Regions from separate parts of the Homo sapiens genome. Here region 2 is linked to region 1. The links are chromatin loops, found by intact Hi-C in ENCODE. Cell type or tissue: CD14-positive monocyte. All regions are shown on one strand.

What was found. Hi-C counts contacts between places; a loop is a spot of excess contacts. Peaks named below come from ENCODE experiments on the same cell type or tissue, not always from the same donor. Only the 100,000 strongest peaks of a DNase experiment are listed, where the experiment ranks them.
Region 2: a loop joins it to region 1, with 2.0 times the contacts of the local background. A loop is called at or near these places in 2 of 110 quality-filtered maps.

Annotation. Positions count from the first base shown.
Region 1 is chr6:16,902,712-16,905,211 of GRCh38, reverse strand. No RefSeq gene overlaps it. Among named protein-coding and RNA genes, the nearest start is that of ATXN1, 140 kb to the right of the region's middle. In CD14-positive monocyte, no CTCF peak of the experiment used is centred here; a DNase peak (open chromatin) is centred at 1,511; H3K4me3 peaks cover 671 bases; H3K27ac peaks cover 1,571 bases.
Region 2 is chr6:16,769,632-16,772,131 of GRCh38, reverse strand. It overlaps LOC124901268 (a long non-coding RNA gene), which reads right to left. Exons shown (of 2, transcript XR_007059480.1): 1 at 1-2,500. Among named protein-coding and RNA genes, the nearest start is that of ATXN1, 9.4 kb to the right of the region's middle. In CD14-positive monocyte, CTCF peaks have their summits at 763 and 969 (motif pointing right); a DNase peak (open chromatin) is centred at 1,001; H3K4me3 peaks cover 829 bases; H3K27ac peaks cover 218 bases.

The sequences.
Region 1 (2,500 bases):
CACTCCCTTCCCAATGAGGCTGCCACATGTCACCAAGAGCTGCAGTTCTCTCTCGCACATTTTGCATAATCAGTTTCTATTCTGTCGTGTTCTCTCACACATGGTGCTCTGAGACTATTCTGGAAAATAGAGAATTTTTTCAGTTTAGATGAGTAGCATGATTTTACGTTGTGCTCAGCCTGTTTGGTAAATGAAATCAATTACTCATCTATCTGTCAGATGAAGAGAAAGACACATGCCTGCGTTTAACCTGTTTTTAGATCCAGAGACCATCGCTTTGCTTCCATCACACTGAGAATAACAACAATCCGCATCATGGCCCTGAGAGCTGATGTTTGCATTCAGATTTCTAACTTAAAAAATTCCACACCATGGGTTTCTGCAATAGCTTCTAAATGTTTCCCCTCCTTTGAATACATTCTACATTCTGTAAGCCATTCCCTGATCAAAGCTTTGAAAGCACTACTTACTACTTGGCTTACAGATTGAGTTTTATCATTGACTGGCTACCCAATCTAGTAAAATCACACCTTCTCCAAGCCGCAACTTCCTGAAAAGTAACATTGGGATCAAAATACTACTTCTTCCTTAAAGGATGGTTAGGAGAACTCACCGAAAAATTGTAGGCGAAGAGTTTTGTAAATTATAAATTCTTAGAAGGTGTTCATTATTTCTATAATCTTTCTATGGCTTCTCACTACTGAAATTTCAAACTCTACTCCGGCATTTAAACAACTCTTGGACCAAAATCCACCCAAACACGTTTTTGTCATTTTTGTATGACTCCCTGGTGTGAAAATTCTTTCCCAACTGAACGTGTATACCTGCATTTTCACTGGGTGTGGCCAAAGTTGAATAATAAAGTCCAGAGAAGTGCAAGACAATGGAGAAAAAGGCAAGAGTACCAGATAAGCTGGCAAAACTTAGATTTCAGTAAATATTTTAGACTTGGTTTTTCACCCAACTCACAATGCTCAAGTGCAACCACTCAGCACCTTTATGTTGGAAAGATGATTAGGGTTTGAATTACACCAATGACATTTTCCAAGTATGTGACCTTAGGACACTCACTTATAATTTCCTTTCTTTCTCTGCTGAAAAGTTTGAACCTTACCAGACAGTTGCAAAGAGTTGATGTGGCAAAGTATGTATATATATACACATACACATACATATATATATATATATACATGTACATATTTTTTAAGTGTTAAAATATTAAAGGACTGCACAAATGTTAGTTTGCCATTGTTGGGTCATTGCAAGGGCTGGTGAATTCATAGTGCTTAAAAGAAACCTGCAGAGCAATTCTTTTGATCCATAAATCCTTGTCTAATCTCTATGGCAGATGACTCCATTAGTCTCTCAATAGGTCTGTCCTCAAATTTCATAAGCAGCGCCATTGTAAGGGCAGAGGAGAAGTAAACAGTCTAAAAATAGTTTCCTCACTAATTTCCCCTAAATTTGGAGAAACAGACAGTGTCTGTGAAAGCAGTAGCCTCGTGCTAGAGCATTCATGGATGAGTCAAACCCCTCTCCATCCGCTGCCAGATTTTTATTCATTCAGGGGCTGTCGACTCAGTTTGGGGCTCTGTTTTCCTTCCTCTTCCTGCCCACTGCCTCCTTCTCAATCTCCGTTACCCATTAGCACACCTCCCCATGGGAGGACCAGGAAAGAAGATTGATTAAGTCAAATAAGTCGATATGAGTACTTTTTAACAATTTACACCGGTGAAAGAGCAGGTTAAATAAGCTGTGGTTTGTAAGCACTCTGTGAACTTCATTCATCTATGACCGCTCTTTCCCCTTCAACAGAACCACAGATAACTAGAGGTGGACTCTCTCGGAGCCCCTCTAGTAAAAACTCAGCTTCTTTGGCAAACAGCCATAAAGGAATTTTGATGTGTAGGGTTTTGTTTTTTTCTTTTTCCTTTTACAAATAATGAAATGCCACTCACCTACTTAGAACCGCTCTATGGACCTTGAGGACACCCAGGCCAGGAAATGGCAGCCCCCAAGAGTGTGGCTACCCTGGAGCAATTGTCTTCATAACAGAAGCGGGCAGGACATAAGGCGAAGGGGGAATATCCTTCAGCCAAATCCCAATAGAGATAGTGCATTCTTCACCTGAATTGCATTCCGCAAGCATACTTCCAAGATGTATTCACTCCCCTGAAAACAAGCTGCCCAAACATCTGTGGGGAGACAAAGGAAAACATGGGGAAGGAACCCAGAAATGATATTTCAGCATAAACGTGGGAAGAAGTACACTGCAACTTGCAAACAGCCTTCTGTACCGCATGCCATAAATTAACACAATATAAATTTATACATATTTACACCACATAGTCTCTAACTATATAAATCCTCAATACTCAGACTTGTGGAGTAGGTGTAAGAGAACAGTCCATATGTTTATTCATGTTCTGTGGAACTCTAGGGAACTTGGTGATTACACACACACACACACACACACACACACTCTCTCTCTCTCTCTCTC
Region 2 (2,500 bases), 130 kb after region 1:
CAAGGTGGATCGGGAAAGTGAGGGAGTAGAATTTTTAGTAGGGTGTTCACAGCAGGCCTCACTAGGAGGTTGATTCTTAGAAAAAATAACCTGAAGAAGATGAAGGAGTGGGCCATGCGAACACAAGAGGGAAAAGCATTCCAAGCCGAGGGAACAGCTAATACAAAGGCCCTGAGGCAAGAGAGCAGCTGGCTTATTTGAGGACCAGCAAAGAGGACAGTGAGGCTGGCAGTGTGGGAGCAAGGACAGGGATAGATGAGATCAGAAAAGTTGAGGACCTGATCGAGGCCAGCCTTGTAGGCCATGAAGGGCTTTTACTTGACCTTGGGGGAGCCCTTGGTCTCTGAGCAGAGCTGTGGCATCAACCTAATGCAGGCAGTAGACTGGTGTGGGCCGGTAACTGGAGAAGTAAGGGCCAATTTAGGAGGCTGTCGCAGTAACCCTGACGAAGGACGGTGGTGGTTTAACTCCAGTGGTAGCAGTCCCAGGGCTGAAAAATGGTCAGATTCTGGATATGTTTTGAAGGTAGATTTAACTGGATTTTTGGCAAATTGGATGTGGGGTCTGACGAGAGAGTCAAGACACTGCCAGCGGTTCTGGGCTTGAACAGGTGGAAAGATGGAGTTGCCATTTTCTGAGATTTGCATGTAAGAACTGCTTTATCCATCTCAAGAGGACTTCCTTTGTATTCTGGCTTCAGTGTGAGGCCTCCCCTTCCACTCGCTCAGGGAAACTTCCTGAAACAAATGAGCTTCTCGGTTTTTTTTGGTTTTTTGAAAAAGGAGAATCAGAAAGACCAAGGTCTTCATAAGCACTTTGATAACACTCAAATAGACAGTAAAAGAAAGCCAAACAATTAGCATTGTATTTCCTCAATATCAAATTAATTTAGTTTTTGCGGTCTCTTCTTCACCCCAACCCCACCCACATGCTGGAAGACTACTTCTGAAGAGGGAAGCTGCTGGTGCATCGGGCGCCCAGCAGAGGGAGCTGAGGAGGGCCGAGGAGGACGCCGACACCAGCTGACGCCCCGTGCAGGAGTGTAATGTACTTGTGCTCTCTGAGGCCTGGAGCCAGAAGCCAGATGTTTTTCTGGGATGACGAGGAGGCGGTTCTAGAACTCTGTAAGTTTTCTATTCCATTAGACCTTTTCTTTGTTTATTGGTATTGTCATAGGTGCAAGACCAAAAGTACATCCAGAACAGATTACCTAGGAGTATCTGCAGCAGGAAGAGGTAGGGCCATATACGTAAATAAAGAGAAGAAAGGAGAATCCAACAGACCTGGAATCATGGATCTCATAAGGAGGGTGCATTCGTCTCCTAGGATGGCTATAACAAAGTACCACAAACTGGGTGGCTTAAAACAACAGGTATCTATTCCCTCCCAGTTCTGGAAGTTAGAAGTCTGAAATCAAGGTGTCAACAGGGCCATCCTTTCTCTAAATGCTCTAGGAGAGGAGGCTTCCTTGCCTCTTCTAGCTTCTGGTGGTTGCTAGCAATCCCTGGCATTCCCTGGCTTGTGGCAGCATATCTCCAGTCTCTGCCTTGTCTTCACATGGTCATCTACCCTGTGTCTCCTCTGTTTCTGTGTCTTCTCTTCTTATGAGGACAACAGTTGCATTGGATTTAGGGTCCACCCTAAAACAGTAAAACCTCATCCTAACTAATTACATCTGCAAAAATGCTACTCCCAAATAAGGCTACACTCATAGTTACTGGGGTTAGGACTTCGATGTATCTTTTGGGGTCACAATTCAACTCATAACAGAGGGCAGTGGAAAGTTACATGAAAAACTGATCAGTGGAGGGGAGTCACATAATTGGAGCATAAACAAAGGAAGCGCAGTTGCACGCTGAAACTGTAAGGGAGGTCAAATGGGTTTGGGAGTAGCAGGAAGTATTCAAGTAAGAGAGCTCCCACTTAGGATACTCTCTCCATCTGTGCTTATGGCCCTGTTTTTTTCGGTTAGAGGTTTAAAAAAATATTGTATAAATAAAAAGAATAAGAAAATAGCACTTCTCTGACTCACACATTGGGCAGAGCCGCAGACTCCTGTGATAATCAAGAAAGACTTCACAGAAGTGTTGATGCTTGAGCCGGATCTCAAAAGCATGAGGATAAAATCTCCATGCAAAAAAAAAAAAAAAAAAAGGAGGGAGGAGAAGAAAGGGCTTTCCATATAGAAGGTATATGCACACGCATAATGTTATTTAAATGATATCTCCTTCACCTCTTTAGGTGGGGAGTAAAGTCTTTAAAAGGCAAGGCTCTTGTTGTCTATTTAACCTGTATTACTCAGACACAGTATTTAAACAATGAAGGGGCAAAAATGTTTCTGGTTTTAATAAATGCACAAATAAGCACATGATAACCTGGAAGAACACTAGGGGCATATATCAGGAGGAGTTAATTATTGGACACATTTGCCAAAGCACAAATATGGAAACCCCACCCTCAGCCAGATCTGGAGAAATCAAAGAGTTGAATGTGGTATAAA